2 separate regions of the Homo sapiens genome follow, and region 2 is linked to region 1. The links are chromatin loops, found by intact Hi-C in ENCODE. Cell type or tissue: Calu3. All regions are shown on one strand. Links, peaks and the distances in the headings refer to the core of each region. The heading gives the core; the rest is flanking DNA. Region 1 has its middle 20 kb from the start of TENM2. Region 2 overlaps TENM2 (teneurin transmembrane protein 2).

The links. Hi-C counts contacts between places; a loop is a spot of excess contacts. Peaks named below come from ENCODE experiments on the same cell type or tissue, not always from the same donor. Only the 100,000 strongest peaks of a DNase experiment are listed, where the experiment ranks them.
Region 2: a loop joins it to region 1, with 4 times the contacts of the local background. A loop is called at or near these places in 6 of 110 quality-filtered maps.

The regions. Positions count from the first base shown.
Region 1 is chr5:166,954,280-166,963,033 of GRCh38, forward strand. No RefSeq gene overlaps it. Among named protein-coding and RNA genes, the nearest start is that of TENM2, 20 kb to the right of the region's middle. In Calu3, for the core only: no CTCF peak of the experiment used is centred there; a DNase peak (open chromatin) is centred at 3,682.
Region 2 is chr5:167,564,013-167,572,766 of GRCh38, forward strand. The region is part of intron 4 of TENM2 (teneurin transmembrane protein 2); the gene reads left to right. Among named protein-coding and RNA genes, the nearest start is that of TENM2-AS4, 92 kb to the right of the region's middle. In Calu3, for the core only: no CTCF peak of the experiment used is centred there; no DNase peak of the experiment used is centred there.

The DNA of each region.
Region 1 (8,754 bases), core at 1,678-6,677:
AATCAATAACTGTGGGTACATAGCTTACATTATGTCTACTTACACAAGGCTTGCAATATTTGGAAATGAGAGCTTTTCTTTTGACAACTTGGCGCCAGCTGTTTCAAGAAATAACACAGCTGTATATCCCTAACACACCTGCCTCTCCTTCCATAATGTTAGAAGAAAACAAAAGTGTAAAACAATGACCAGAAAGGTCAGACCACTGCCAGAAGCCTGATTTGCAACAGTATTTTCATTTGAATGTTTAAAAAGTAATGAGGCTACATTACCAATTAAAGTTAAAAAACAAGACTCTAGAGTTGGTTTCTCCAAAACTTTAAAGCTTGAAGGGAACAATGCTTCGGTAAGTAGAGTATATAAAATATATCACTGGGACAGCAATATCATTAAGTAAAATTCTTATAATAAATAACATCACTCAACATAATATAAAAAAATGCATTGTGTTTCAAAATATCATGTCCATAGACTTGTCTTGAAATATACTTTGAAGGCTAAATTTATTTTTATGCTTTCTATAAAATTTGCTGCAATTTTTAAAAACCCCTTTTCCTTTCTAATTAATAAATCCTGTCAGGAAGATTGTGTGTGTCAGAACCTCACATGAGAGTATATACTGTCAGCCATGCATGTTACCTAAAATAAAGAGAGAGTTTAACCCATATCATTTTTAGCATCTTACTTAAACATCTGCATCTTACTGTCTATTGGAGATATGTTCCTAGTTTAACTTCTTCAGCTGTTGTTGCCTAATTTTCTTATTTGGCAACAAGAGTACAATGGTAGAAGTTAAAAATGAACAACATCCTTGGCGTTATACAAATTTGCACAAAATCAGCTATCTGTTATATTTCTTTGAAAGGCAATTGACTAAATCATTTATGTTCAATATATTAAATTTTGGATATATCTGTAAAAATTAAATTAAGGGAACAATTCCATTTTCAATAGCATCTAAAGGAATAAAATAATTAGGAATAATTGTATCAATTGGAGTATAAGATACGTACACTGAAAGCTACAAAATAATGTTGACAGAGATTAACAAAGAACTAAGTTAATGGAAAGAAACCCAATGGTTATGGATCAAAAGAATGAATATAGTTAAGAATGCAATATTCCTCAAATTGATCTACAGATTCAACACAATCCCTGTCAAAATCCCAGCTTGCTTTTTTTTTTTTTTCTCTTCAGAATGTCACAACTGGATCCAAAAATTCCTTTGGAAATGCAAGGGACCCAGAATAGCCAAAATAATTTTGTAAAAGAAGAACAAATTTGAAAAATTCACACTTCCTGATTTCAAAATTTATACTGCAAAGCTTGAAATACTCAAAACAATGTGGAACTGGCATGAGGATAGACACATAGATCAATAGAATAGAAGATTCAAGAAATAAACTCACATTCTCATGGCCAAGTGATTTTCTGTACAGGTGGCAAGACAGTTTAACAGGGGAAAGAAAGGTATTTTTTGACTAATGGTGCTAGGACAACTGGATGTCCACATGCAAAAGAATGAAGTTGGACCAGTACCTCATACTATACACAAAATTTAACTCAAAGTTAATCGTAGGCTAAACGTCAGTGCTAAAACTATAAAAATCCTAAAAGAAAATATAGAGTAAATCTTTGTGAGACTGGGTTGTTAATGGTTTCTTAGATATAACAAATAACAACAAACGATTAAATTAGACCTCATCAAAACTTTTTTTTTTTAAATTGTGCTTCAAAGGACACCAGCAAGAAAGTAAAAAAGAAAAAACTCCACAAAATGAGAGAAATATTTGAAAATCATTCATCTGATGACTTATATTCAGAATATGTAAAAAACTCTAGAAATTCAATAATAAAAAGAAAAATAATCCAATTAAAGAATGGATAAGAGATCAGGATAGACATTTCTCCAAAGAATATGTACAACCAAGAAACACATTAAAAGATACCACATTACTAATTAGGGAAATGAAAATCAAAGCCACAATGAAGTCTCACCTCACACTCATGAGATGGACATACTAAAAAAGATAGACAAGCACAAATGTTGATAAGGATGTGGAGAAATTAGAACCTTCGTACACTGGCGGTGGAAATCTGAAATAGTGCAATCACTTTAAAAAATAGCTTGCCTCAAAGAGTTAAACTTATAGTTACCCTATGACCCAGCCATTTCTCTCCTAGGTCTATATACAAGATAGATGACAACACATCTACACAAAAACTTTCACAGAAATGTTCATAGCAACATTATTCACATTAGTCAAGAAGTGTAAACAACCCAGAAGGGCATCAACTGATGAATGGATCAACAAAACATTGTATAACCAATCAATGGAATATTATTTAGCAATAAAAAGAAATGAAGAAGTACCAGTGGTGCTACAACATAGATGAATCTTGGAAACATTACGCTAAATGAAAAAATCAAAAGCCACTCACAAAAAACCAGGTATTGTAAGATTCCATTTGGAAATATAATAATATATAATAATAAAGGAGAACTAGGCATGATGTCTCTTTGTTTTTGCTTTTGTTGATAACAAATCTTAGTGTTTTTCAATGCCAATAACATAATATATATATATGTGTATATATATATATATATATATATATAATAGTGCTACCAAAAGGAAAATCATTCTCATTTAGGTACAGAAATTTTTCCTGAAGTAATATTTATTTATTTATTTCTGAAGAGGAGAGGGTTATGGTTTGGGTCAAAATACTAATGTTAATGCATGTTGTGTGTGAAAAACATAGTTTGTGTAAAGGTAAGTAAGCCGCTAATTTCATTCATTTACTTAAACAAAACTATGTAGTGTTCACTCCTTATGTTGTGTTCAGTGCTACCTGAGGCCAAAGATCTTTAAAGGTGAACAAACTTCAGTTTTAAAAAAAAGGATGCTTAACAAATGAACAAATACAATTATAAAGTACTTGATGATGATGATAACTTCTATGAAGAAAATAAAGGAGAGTAATGGGATAGTAATGGAGGGGAGGACTGGATAAGGGACAAGATCTGCAAAATCTAAGGAGGGTACTCCAGGAAAGTGTAAAAGGGAAAAGTCAGTTGATAAGGAGAAATCAGTTTGAAGTTGTCAGGAGCAGGAAGAGCCCGCAGGGCCTTGTGGTGATCCACACAGCCTGGGAGGAGGTCAAACGATTAAGCAAGGCTGGACCATTTGAGAACTAGTAAGACCACCAAGGAGTCTGGATCTTATTCAAACTATAATAGGAAGTCATTGGAGGGCTGTAAGTGAGACAGTGCCATGATCAGATAGAATTTTTAAGAGTATATTGACTGTGTAGGAAGAAAGTGGGGCCAAGGGGGCCTTGTAGCAGCTCTTCAGGCAAAGGTCAATGGTACTGTGGGCTAGGATGGCAGCCACAGAGTTAGTGAAAAGTTCTCAAATACAAGTGACTTAAGACATTTCTTTTTCTGCTTGATTTTATTCTTGTGAGATGTAAGACTATTGAACATTTTGTTTAGCGTTTAAAAGTGAATTTCTGACTGATTATCTGGCCTTGCCAAAATGAAAGGCACACAATGGCATCTGACTATTTTTCTGGGCAGCTCCAGCCACCTCTACCTCAGTACTTCGGGTGTAATCAATAAACATAACAGAGGCTATTCATTCCACCAGGATGGATTCCAACAAAAGGCCTCTGTTCACACTGGTAATAGGCAGACTTCACCCGCTCCATCACATTATGTATTATGTCTCGCACTCTTCAGTCACCTACCTGCTTTACTGTTCAGTGGTAATGAAATGCTCTGTTGACATAAGAATCATTATAAAGCTGAGCTGTTTACACTTGTGGTGGCCAAGACAATGTCCCTCCAATGGAAGGCAAAGCACTGCTCATTCCTAAAGGACAGATATTCACACATTTTTGGGATTATGAAATTCAGCAAGTTCTTGGCTTGGGTTGGGTTGTAAAGGTGACCTACAGAAAATAATATGTTCAATGTAACCTTTTAAATTTATGTTAATAGGCTTAATACATTTGAGTGGGCACATGCTACTGAGAATAACTTTAAAGCATTTGTGGAGACTTGGTCATTATTATCTTTTGTCAGATTTCTTCCATTGTGAGGAGAACCTCTATCTTTTCTCAGATTTGAATTCACTAGGCTAATGGCCATAGAGGTACCTACAAGCACTTGTAAAACAGTTAACATTCATTAACGTGAATTTTTCAGTAGAAGGCTGACTGCTCTGGGTTTATTTCAGAGCAATTAAATATGATTTATTCTCCATCATTTATTGACTTATTCATCCAGCAAATGATTATTGACTGCTTACTGCTATGTTGTACAATGTGAGACATACAAAGAAGGCTAATTAATAATAATAATGGCTAGCGTTTATTGAGTAGACACTGTGAGCCAGTACTCACTTAGCGTTTCATATGCCTTATCTTATTCTTTAAAAATACCTGATGATGCAACTGCCATTATTATTTCCAACGTATAGAGATGAAAACTAACGCATAGAGAGCTTAAACTATAAGCCCAAGGACACCAAGATGGTGCATGGCAAGGCTGTATGTGCAGATCTGGGAATCGAACACAGGGACTCTGACCCAACAGCCCTTGAATAAGTGCTAAGGTATTCCACCTGCCAAGACATGGCAAACATCCTAGTCTCAAAATGCATGCAGGCTAGCAGGAAAAGCAAGGTATTTATGAAGACAAGAATAGTTTACAGTAAGTTCAAGTTCAACACAGGTAAAAACAAATAGCTATAAGTATTGAAAACAAATCACTTCCATCCAAAAGCACTGGCTGTCAGACTTGGCTGCAGGTTGAAATCACCTGAGGAGTTAAAAAACATACAGATGCCTTGGGTCTCCACCCTAGAGTTTCTGACTTAACGGACCTGGCATGCGCTTGTGCAGCTGGATTTTTGAAAGTTCCCCAGGTAATTCTAATGTGCATCCAAGTTGAAAAACACTGAACTAGAGGTACTAGGGAAAATGTTAAAAAGGAGAGAGAGTCAGAGTTGATATTTCAAGAATAAGTCACTATTTCAAAAGTCAGAAATGTCAGGGGGTGAGAATGGAGATGGATGGGCAGGTTGAGATTTGGAATAGATCCCTTCCACTCCAGTTGTGATCCTGCGACCAGCAGCATTGACATCCCATGGAATTGGTTAGAAATGTGCAATCTCAGGCTGTCTGTCCCAGACCCCCTGAATCAAAATCTGCATTCTCAAGTGATTTGCATTTGCATTATAGCTTGAGAAGCGCTGGCATAGGGGAAAATATCAAGATAAGAAACGACAGACAATTTGGTGATGGGCAAAGGGGACCCATGGCAATAGATGGAATATAGAGCATAGCACATAGTGAGGTAGGTGCCACACAGTGGAGATCAAGTCATCAGGTGCCTTGATCACTATAATAAGCAGTTAGGATTTTGTTTTGTGGAAAGTTGGAAGTCTAAGAGCTCCTAAGTAAAAGTGATGTGTACAGAGATGGCTTAACATGATCATCTGGTGACCATTTGTAGACCAGATTAGGGGAAGGAGAGACCAGAGGTATGGAGGTTCTTACAGAGGCCTCCACATGAATTCTAAATTCACAAATATAGAGTGAAACTCTCAGACTTGGGTGCAATTCAGGAAGCAAGTTCTTATCTTCAAAACACATTGTTTTACTTTCAGGGATTCTTATCTCTTCTAGCAGCCTGACATTGGAGTTACGTTCTGTATATGAATAGAGACACAGGCTGCATCTTACTCTGAGTGGCAGCCAGTGTACATACAGCAGCTTTGTTATTTTATCCATAGTATACTTTCCCCTCAATACTGGAAGACTGTAGAGAGGAACATAAAGAGAGTTGTAATAGTAGAAGAAGACATTCATGTTTGTCTAGCAGCAATATGATAACTATCATACCATAAATTTTCTATGTGGTCATGGTCTAGGGTGTTGCATTTGATACAATATTCTGGTTGAGAAAGATTACTATTAATTCTTGGGAAATGATATTCTTATATGTTATATCAACTACACATTCTTAATCCTGAAACTACACAAAATATAATTTTTTCTTTGACGGTCCTTTCAGATCAATAGCAATGACAGTGCCTAAGGACCACTGTTATAAGTGTCAGCAACCATTTTATGCTTAAAAATGTGCTAACTTAAGGAGATGTCTGGTTGGTCAAGTGCTGGGCACATGTATTGACATTATATTCTTTTAATCCAAGAGAAAACTTTTCATAATGCAGTGTCTAAGGCATTATGTTGCATATAGTAGGTTCATTTGTTACAGGAACAAAAGCACATGCACGGACTGTATATGAAAAGATATTGTATTGCAAATAGACTTTTAAAATATCAAATTTATAAGATTTACATGAAATAAACTGCATTTAAAGCATATGAATAGAATTTTAAAATTGAAAATAACTGGAGTAGGTGAATAATCCAATGCATTAAAAGTGTCTATGAAGTTATCTGCTAATCATCAATACAAGAATCTGTTACCAAAATGATCATAAAATGGTAACTCTTAGTGTAGTCACTATGCTTTTTTTTTTTTTTTTTTTTTTTTTGAGACTGTTTCGCTTTTGTTGTCCAGGCTGGAAAGCAATGGGGCAATCTCAGCTTACTGCAACCTCCGCCTCTTGGTTTCAAGATATTCTCCTGCCTCAGCCTCCTGAGTAGCTGGGATTACAGGTGCCCACCACCACGCCCAGCTAATTTTGTATTTTTAGTAGAGACAGGGTTTCACTATGTTGGTCAAGCTGGTCTTGAACTCCTGACCTCAGGTAATCTGCCCACCTCGGCCTCCCAAAGTGTTGGGATTACAGGCGTTAGCCACCGCGCCCAGCCTAGTCACTATTTTAAAATTCACACTAGCAGGGAGAAATTTCATAAAGTTTACCCGTATCTTAAAACTTGATACTGCAATTTATATATGTTGCCACCAGATGGTGGTGTGTGCTTTAGTTGTGATCACATGATCTCAATCATTGTAACTATTATAAAATAGGTGAGATGAACTGATTGATATTCAGACTCTGAATACCCATCTTATTTTCATTTGGGAAAAAATAATAATAATGGGTTGCCTATTGTAGGCAGCCATTTGCCATAAAAATAAGACAAGACTCCAAGCCCACAAATGATTCAGTATTTTAGCAATATATTAGCACAATAAGTATCATATCAAAAATTTCAAATATCATTAAGATGAAGCTTCTATAATATAAGATGAATCACAGAAGACAGAATTCTGATTTCTTCCAGGAGGAATCTGGGAAGATTTCAGAATAATGTTATTCTATTAACATTAGCTTTGAAAAAAGAAATAGTTTACCAAACGTGGAGAAGAAAGGAAGATCATTGCAAAAGAAAGAAACAAACCATGCTGTACACAGATAATGATGCATTTACAAAACAATCGTGAATCTGTGTGATCAAAACGTAGGGTTCATAATTGAAAAGTGGGGTTAGACGATACTTGATGGTAGGTTTAAAATACATGACAAAGGTCAAGACATGAAGACATGCCCTTTGAAGCTAATCTTACAGGCAAGAGGGAGCCATGACATGATGAAATCTGTAAGATAAAACGATTTAAAGAAAGAAACACATGGATACAATTTTTGTCTTAAGGAGAAACATGGCTCATAAAGGGGATCCTTGATAAGGAAATATTCCCAACAAGAATCTTCCAGTCGTCTCTCACTTTCTCAGCTTTTCTCCTCCAGCTAGGCTATCAAATCAACTTGTATTGCATTCTCTATCTGTGTTAACATTCCGGGAGTGGAATGACATAATAACTTGCTAGAACCACTATCTTGCTTCCTCTTCGCTACCTTCTCTCCAGCTGAAATGTCAAGTGAGATATTATTGCCTCTAGTTCCCTTCTTCTCTTTTTTCCTCCCAGTGACCATGGCTGTGCTCTGGGCTGTTAGAGCTGTCTGTAAAGGTTTGGAACCCATTTGGAATGAGGTTGGGGGTAGGAGCGGGATAATTACCTATCCTAATCTAAATCTCTTAATGGCTACTTTGTGCATTGCTTGCCTTTACTTTGCATGTTTGGTGTTTATCATCGAATAGAAGTGAGGGCAATGTGCCCTATAGCTGATCTGTTCTAGGAATAAGTGGTCTGCTCATATGGGGTGCTAAATGCTGCCTAAGTCCCTTACCCCGGAATTAGGGCTACTTCTCTGCTCTCCATAGAAACTGCTTTTTGGAGCTGGCTCTGCTTTCCACTTGGCTTGCCAGAAGACCAAAGACTCACAGTTTGGTCACTGATAATACTAATCCTCTCTGACAATTATTTGGCAACCTTTCCTATTAGAATATCTTTGAAGTGTTCCTGGTTGGGGATGGGGGGTGGGGTGGAATCTTGGCTGGCAGGAAAGGACACAGGCCTTTTAATCTCAGAACCAAAAATACTCTGCGCTCTGATTTCTCCAACTTCATTTCACTATGAAGGGCATTCTGCTCCTCCAAGTCGGTGTGACATATCACAGGGCACTCGCGAGTGCTTCTGGAAGCCCTGCCGCGGAGGTCGACTCTTTTACCAGAGACAGAAGGTCGGGAAGATGCAGCGAGTACAGCGTTCTTATTATAACTCGCCTCCTCACAGGTTTCTGGGCAGAGCACTAACCTGCCCTAACCTGTTACTTCTCTGAGGATGCTTGTTGATGGCTGTGAACTGTTCAAAGGCTTTGGGGAAGAACAAAGAAAGAAAAATAGGAAGTCGAATTCCAACCCATTCAA
Region 2 (8,754 bases), core at 1,322-6,321, 610 kb after region 1:
TCTATCCTATGTACCAGCCATTGTTCTAAGTGTGGGGACCAAAAAGACAACTTCTGACCCTCTTGAAGCTTACATTCTGAGAAAGCGAGTCAGACAGTGACCAAAATCAGTAAACCATATAGTGATTTAGAAGTCTTAAGTGCAATGGAAAGGAACAGAAAGGGAGGATGGAGAATTGGGGGCAAGGAGATGATGCAGTTTGATCAGGGCAAGCCCTGCTGAGAAAAAATGATTTTGGAGGAAACACCCAAACAGAGTGTGAAAGTAATCCATGTTCATGAAGAAGAACCTTTGAGGTAGAGGCCTATGCAGCTGAAAAGAGAAAAGTGAGGGAGAGATTAGTGGAGTTGACATCGGATAAATTGAGGGAAGGGCAGAGCATGTCAAGTCTTTAGAAAGTCAAGTCTTTAGGAAGACTTGGGCTCCTCTGAGATAAGGAGCTCATAGATGGCTTTGAGGAGGAGTAAGATTATCTGGCTTACATTGTAAAAGAATCACCCTGATTAGCAGAGTTGGAAATAATCAGCAGGGGATGTATCAGTAATTTATTACTAGATAAAAAATGCAGCAGAACTTGGCAGATTGAAACAAGAGGAAATGATTGTTGCTCACATTCTGGTGTGTCCAACAGGCAGTTCTTTTGGGGGACTTGCCTGTACTCACTTGTACAGTTTCATCTAGCTGGTGGGTTTCATGGGGGCTGGACTCCATGAAATATTTGAGCGTTTCCCTCCTCTTGGTTTTTCATCTTCTAGGAGGCCAGAAAAGGCTTTCTTTCATGGGGATGGCATTCTTCCAGCAGGGCAAGCCCCTATGCTCAAGAACTTCTTGTGCCTTTTCTTGCATCATGTTTGTTAATGGCCTATTGGCCAAAGCAAGTCATGGCCAATCCCAGAGTCTGGCCAATCCCAGAGTCAGTATGAGAGAGAACTATACAAGACTGTGAATACACGAAGGTAAGATACATTAGGAATCCCCAGCATAAGGAACTGCCACAGGGGCCTAAAGTAGAAATCATGGAAAACAATTGAGAGGCGCTACAAAATCCAGAAAAGAAATGGTGATAGACTGCAACAGAGTGCTAACAATGAAAGTTTTAAGAAGTACCCAAATTCTAAATATGTTTTACAGGATGACCTTATTTTTATTGTGTCAAGTCAGTAGGACAAGGCTATTAAGCTTCCAGGGATTGGTGATGGTCTTATTATGCGTGAGATGATGTCATAATATAGTAAATGAGGTCAGGGATAGGTTTCTTTTATTGCCAATAATTATTCAACGAGTTTTCTGTACAATTGTAAACTTAGCAATTCACTTAGTGCCGTGACTACACAGCACCCTGTCAATATCATCATCAGCTAATATTTATCGAGCACCCTCTGAGTACATGGTATTGCACTCACAGCAACAGAGGTGAGCTGCATTAATTCTTTCAGCCAGTGCAGGATTATTGAGTGGTTTATTACATCACTCTATTAATTGGTGCCCCAGCAGCTTCCGGAACAACATTTAGCTTCCATAATGCAATTCTTTTTCCTCTTAGAGTAGATTTAGCTTTGGTAGAATTTAACTGCACAAAGAAATGATAGGGCTATCTGCCTTTATAAATATGCTAATGTTTTTTGTTTATCTTATTATCAGAAACTTGGAGATACTGGTCCCATTTCATAGACGGAGAAGTTGAGGTAGACAGCGGTGAAGTAATTTAGCTAATGCTATGTGCTGAGATCAGGGATTGAAATTCAATCACTTTATCTATTGCACTATACTGCCTCTCAGTGGTGTATGTTATTCCCATTTTGCTCTCACACTAATATATGGTCATGAAAACACCCAAAAAGATTTAACTGGCGTCTATATTCTTTAAGGGAGTGTATGGCACTTTTCTTTGACATCTGCACAGACTAATCACTGGAAAAGTGGTTTGTTTGTTTGTTGTTGTTGTTTAAGCCCCTTATTATAGGGGATTTGTCAGCTGTTAAAATCACCACTTTTTTGTGTGAGTTAAATTCTCATCAGAAAGATGTTTTTGCTTTTATGGTACATCTAAAGTTTTAGGAACTAGCTCATGAAATAAATGATCTCATTGAGATCCCTACTTTCATTTTGTTCTGGAAACAGTTATTCACTGGCGATTGTTTTGGTTGATCATTCTTTTTGAGAGAGTTCTCTTTTTTTTTTTAATGAAAGAGTTAAATAGGGGAGCTAAGAAAACTGTGAGTGGAAGGGAGCCGTTTAAATGCAGAATTTCTTTGCAAATCTTGAAAGTAGCGCCATTAGATGTCACGTACTCTGAGATGCACTAGAGTGTACACCCTCCAGAATGTCTGTCTGTTGTAATTCCATCACATTACATATTTTAGTGCATATCTCTTCCTAGCAGCTTCCAGAGCTTTTCAGATATTCAGCATCAGAAATTGCACTGTTTTTTCCTGGATTTTACAAATAGCAACCAGATTATTGTAAAACAGAACTATCTGATAAGTAAGGTTGTGAATTGCTTTTGTGATTGTCATGGGTAAGAGCATTGAAGAAACTCGCAAACAGTGCAGCACACTGGTTCCTGTAAAAATAAAACCTGTAGCAGTGAATGCGTTTTTCTGATGAATACGTTCAAGGCTGTGATCATTGTGCAACTTCTGGTTGGATGCTTTCAAACGTTCCATATTGAGAAACATCAGTAACAAGAACCAAATAGTCCACCAAAGCCTGTATTCAACTCAATGGAGAGGAACGTAAATTCTTACTTAGAGTTTCATTGAGGCCAACTCTATTCGGTCCACCATGGGAAGCAGAGATTTAAGGTTCTCTCTTGATTTGCTTTCCATTTTTACTTTATGATAAGGTGGCTCCGCTACTTTGGTTTTCACTTAAGGGGTTGTTCCAATTACTATGCAAAACAGAAATGGAAAACAGACAAGACAGACTTCTGTTCAGCAGACAAAAACCAAAATGCCAGAACATGTTAATTAATGTGAGCAGTTTTATAAGCAAAATAATTTGTTTTAATTGGCTAAATAAGATCTGATATAATTATAATAAGCCAATAAACTAATTTCAGAAAACTATTTATATCACAAACCTTTAATCACATTATATACTCATTGCAAGTTTGGAAACGGATATAAAAATCGACCCAAATTATCTCATCTTTACAAATAAGAAAGATACATTAAGGGCTTTTTTGAAACTTCAAAGGTTATGCTCTTTTCTTATTTTGGAGAATTTCTTTTTCTTTTTGGAAAAAATATATAGGCAATTTCAGGAGCATGAATCTTTAGTGAATCAAGAAGGAAGCATTATGAGGGTGAAAAATCTTTCTTAAGAAAGCTTATTTTGTCCAAGGTAAAAGGCTTATTAAGATGAGGTTTCTTCCACAATGTTCTTTCATATCATATTCACCCTAAGGAAAAACAAACCTCGTAGAAGAGAGAGATTGTATAATTGGGCCTGAAATGACCTCCTAGAAGAGACCCTATAGAATTGAGAACTCTCTCTCTGAGGATTAGCTGCCCATGGGTCAACACAAACTGACTTCCAACTAATGTATAAACGATTGGGGGAAAACGATATGCTTCCAGAGGGCAGTTGTTAATTCTTCCTACCACAAGAATCTCAATTTGTTGGGATGAGCTAATTTTGACACCAACTTGAACACTGGTTGATGCGCAGCATGTGCACACACACACAAATACATAACAAAGTAAATAAATAAATGGCCTTTCATACAACCCCAGGGGTAAAAACGCTACAAATAAATTATGCACTTTTACATTATACTAGCTGTATTTTAACAACAGTTTTTAAAAGGCCAGGGACTGTATTATAAGCTCTTTCACATAATTTCCGAATGACAGAATTGCATGCCCATCAGAATTGCATGCCCACCAAATCAACATGTCTTTTTTAATAAGTGCATTCTAGGTACAAGGTAGTACTCAAAGGAATAGCAATATATATTGTACAAAAAAAAAAAATACTTCGCTCATGTAACCTTCAGTATACTTAAAATCTATGTGATGAAGTAAGATATAAATCAAATAAAAAAGACCTAGTAATATTAGAAGAATAACAGTTCACCAATGGTATGAGATATCCAAAGGCAGGACAAGATTAATGGGAAAATTATATGTATTAAAATGTTCTCGGCAATGGGTGCTTAGACATGGGAGGAAAGAGCATTTACTGTGAGCTAATATAATGTAGAAAAAATATTTTTGGTTGGAGAAGTATCTTATTTTGAACAAAGGATAGCATACATTTAACAAATCCTTCCATGCAAAAGGAAAACATAGGGAGATAGCAGGGTACAAAATGTGTTTGGAGGTGTATAGACCAGATTTTAAAACACTGCTAGAAATAGATGAATGTAGGCAAAATTGAATGGCTCATTCATGTATCAGACCCACATATACTGAACACTCACCATGTGTTAGGCACTGGTCTAGCTACTAGGAATATAGCAGTGAACAACAACAACAACAATAAAAACACGCTGACTTCATGAAGTTTATGCAAATATTTCAAGACAGTAAGTGTGTGACACCATTGATTATCCTAATATGGGGAGCACAGGCAGTTCTTTATCTTAGTTCTATTGTTTTTCATTTGTGCACAGACAGGCAGAGACCATGGTGTGTGTGTGTGTGTGTGTGTGTGTGTGTGTGTGTATAAAAATATATATTTCAAATAAAAGCATTTATTCAACTTGTTGAAAATTCAACAATATTGTTCATCACCATGTACACAGAAAAACATCACATAGGTTGATGGAATTTTTTATGTTGTTCCAGATTGTTTTAGTATTATATAGACTTAGCCAGAGAGAAAATAAAAGAGAACATAATTAATGCATTTACTTAAAAAGAAAGAATTAAAGGTGATTAAACGCTGTGGGTATTTGTGTGGTTAGTTCTGTCTTTCTGTGTAACCTTAAAAGGATGACTATCAGCTAATAACTTTTCCTTTTCCATGCATGGAATGGGTGGCCTGAGGGGCCCATCTTCAAGCAGAATGTAAATGCCAAGTATGAGGACCGAAATCAATGAGTATCACCTTCCTACAGCTTTTTTTTTTTTTTTTTTTTTTTTTTTTTTGCAGAGAACTGCATTTGTTTCTATCTGTGCAGCCATAGCTACATCATTCATATGTAATGTTTGTCTTTTATATTATTTTGTATAATTTTGATGATTTTCGTGGAAAACGTGATGAAAACATTTCCCCAAAAAAAGTGTTGCTGAATTTAAATGTGTTTAAAAACTTAATCCCCATGAGCATAGATGATCAAACACTCAACAAATATTTACCGAATAAGCAAGCTACTTTGTTTACAGATTGTGGGAGGTACTAAAGATGCAAAGTGTTTAAAATGTGAATATTGTTCTCATTTAATTTAAACATATATGGAAGAACGGGGCACAAACCAGAAAAGCCAAGTAATAATAAACCAATGTGGCATAAGCTAAGTCTGAATGCCTGACATGGATAAAAATAACTAGAAGGTAGGAAGACAAGGGTTAATATCCTGGCTTTGCCATTTGCTCCTTGTGTGATGTCGGGTAAGTTAATTTTGCTAAATCTCAGTTTTGTTGTCTGTAAAATGGTTCCAGCAACAGCCATTTGGTGAGTTGTTGCAAGGTTAGAAATTAGAGGCAATGATAAGTCCCTGTCATTTAAGAAGCATTCCCATTACTATGAACTATTTCATTATTGGGTAGGTGTTAGCTATATACTAGCTATTATATAATAGCTTTACATGGATTAGCTATTAAGTTCTCACAATATTTTACAGATGGGGAGAGCAGGGTTTAGAGAGTAAAAGAATTTGACCCATGTTCCACAATTAGGAAACAAATTTCAGGGTGGGAATTTGGACTTAGGACTAACCCCAAAGCCCAGCTCCTAATTATGATACATCCGAGAGCACTGTGATAGCTATGGGAATTAACAGTTTCATCAATGTAAACCAAGAAAGTCAAGGATATACTTGTGGAGGACATGTAACCTGTCCTGGTCTCTGATAAAAGATTGGAGTTAAATATGTTGATATGAAAGAGAAAAGGCCGTTCTAAACAGAACGAATAATGTACTTGAGGCTCTGAAAGGGATGCATATGCATCAGGCTGGGCGGACAGTAAGCTCTTGTGCAGTAGGGATAGAACCAGTGTTTACATGGATAGGTTGGTGTCAAACCACAGAGGCGACTGAAGTTGAGGCAAACAAATCTGCACTTGATTCTCTAAGGAATTGTGAACCTTAGATGATGTGCAAGCCGATACATAAGATAATGAAATAAAACAGACTTTCAATTGACCAATCAATAACTATTGGGAATGGATGTCATTCAGAGTGGCATTTTAAGAAGGATGAATTGGAGAAGAAAAAAAAAAACCTCTTAAAACGGCTGTTTTCAATGGCTGTGTCACGACAGTTGGGAGAAGTGTCACAATGAACAAGGCACTAATAGAAAAGTATTTGTTTGCCAAACATTAGCTAGTTTATAGATTAGGGCAGAGTCAAGGTCGTATGTAGAATAATGTCATTCTCCTTTCATTCAGATTCCAAGTGCATTCTTGAGAAGGGGAAAGGCGGTGTTACGATCTCTGGTGCAGTCCTTGCCAGAACCCTAGGAATGCCCCCTGGAATGGGTGTTGCATTTCACCGCCCTTCATGTGTTTCAGCACAACTAAAACAGCCTAAAGAAGAGCTGCATTGAAGAATTATTGCAACTGTCCAGGCAAAAGTACACAAATCAAGAAATGTCAGAGGTCTGAAAACAGTAACTTTAAGAGATATGGGGTTGGTATTTAAGTTATTGGTAATTGAATGATTGTGGTGGGGGAAGAACTGAGCCCTGAATGGCTTGAAGGATTTTACATTTTACACTGGTGAGGAGATTTGGAGAAAGGGCTTGCTTCGAGGGTGAGTTCATGAGTTGAGTGGTAGAACTTATTGAGTTTTAAGCATATTATCCAAGTGGAAAAACCCAGAGGGGAATTTGAAGAACTGTAGCTTGTAAAGAGGGTCAGAGTGGAAAGAAGTCTTTATGAGTCATCCATTTTGAGGTGATGAAATATTGTCCATGTTATCCATTTTTAAAATTTTAAAAAGCTGTTGAGTGGGTTTCCTAACAATGGAAGTTCACATTTACTGATGCACTTGCTATGTGCTGGGAGCAGGACCTACCACGGCACAGACATTGTTTATTCTTAATGACAACCCATGAAGCAGGTAGCCTTACACCCATCTTAAGATGAGGACACAATGAGACAAAATAACTCAGTCAAGGTCACACAGCAGTAGGTAGTGGAGCTGGGATTCAATCTTAGGCAGGGTAACCTGGTTCCAAAAACTGAGCACTTAACTACTGTATCATACGCTGTCATATAAGCATATGAATGTAAAGCTCTCCCACAGAGAAATAAGTCACATAAAAGTTACATTCCTGTAAGAAATATTAATATGACTTGGTCACCCCAGTATAATCACCTAGCCCCCCACCCTACTCAAGGTATCTTAAATCACACATATCCACTCCACTACAAATGATATCCACTCAGGGAACCCACCTCCTCACTAAGGAAGCGGTAAAAATAAACAACAGCACTGATAGCCATTTGTAGCTTTAAAAAAATCTCTCCTTTTGTCTGCTTTGGAGATTTCTTTTTATCTCTCATTGACAATGTTTTGCAGATGCTGTTCAATAAACCTCGGGCCCCTTCCCCTGTTTTTATTGTGCTGAAATAGTTGCGTGCTGAAATAGTTGCATCCTTGTAACTGGGTCTTTATTTTTATTGGCAGAAAATTCTCAGTCCACTTATTCCCTTGTATAAAGTAAATTTTAACTGTAGAACCTGTATCAATAATGTCATTTAAAGGAGGCTGCTTCCAATACACTCTGCAAAATGTCCGCAGAGATTTCCGGATTTCCCAGTCACCACTTCCCTCCCTGCTAGCCAGGCCTTGCAGCTCCCTTTTCCCTTCTACATCTGAGCACTCTCTGTTCTCTGGCCAGCTGCCTTCTGTTCAGCCCCTGTGTGTTCTCCATTCTCTGCTCTGCCTTAATGATAAGTAGAGTTTCATCCTAAGCACATTAGGGTGGAGGTGGGGATTACTTCTTTATTTGGGTCCAAGGGAAAAACATACCCTCCTATTGGCAAACCATGAAGAGTATGACACTTCGAGTTTAACAAGATTAAGCAATCCCTCTTTGGGCACAGCAATGTGGCCAGTGTGGGGGAAGAGAGTGTTATTCTTCTTGGACCATTTCTCATTCTATATCTGGTGGCTTACATAGGAATTCCAAATTGCAAGATGCCTAGGGTCCGGGGATATGTTGTTGGGACATAAGATAGTTGAAATGGTTGTGTACTTGGGTTTTTCTATTTTTTATGTTTCTAAAATGATAATTGTTATAAGTAGGGCACATAGAATTTACTTTCGGATATTGGAATTGCTTAATTTCGAAGAGATGGCCAGTCAAAAGCTTGGGCATCTCCTCTTCCTGTTCACTTACTACTGTTTTAGCTCTGCTTACCATGAAAGGTAAGCAGTCATTTTCACCAATAACTTATACCAAATAGTTGACCTTGGAACCAGCAATTTACATTCTTATAAAAGAGGTCACTTAGGGAATTTAACTGTGTAATCCTAGCCCCCATGTGGTAGGAGATGAGTAGAAATGGAACAAAGCTGGTGACACACCATTTGAAACAATTTGAATTGGGAAATCATTTCTTTTCGACTTCGTGTCAA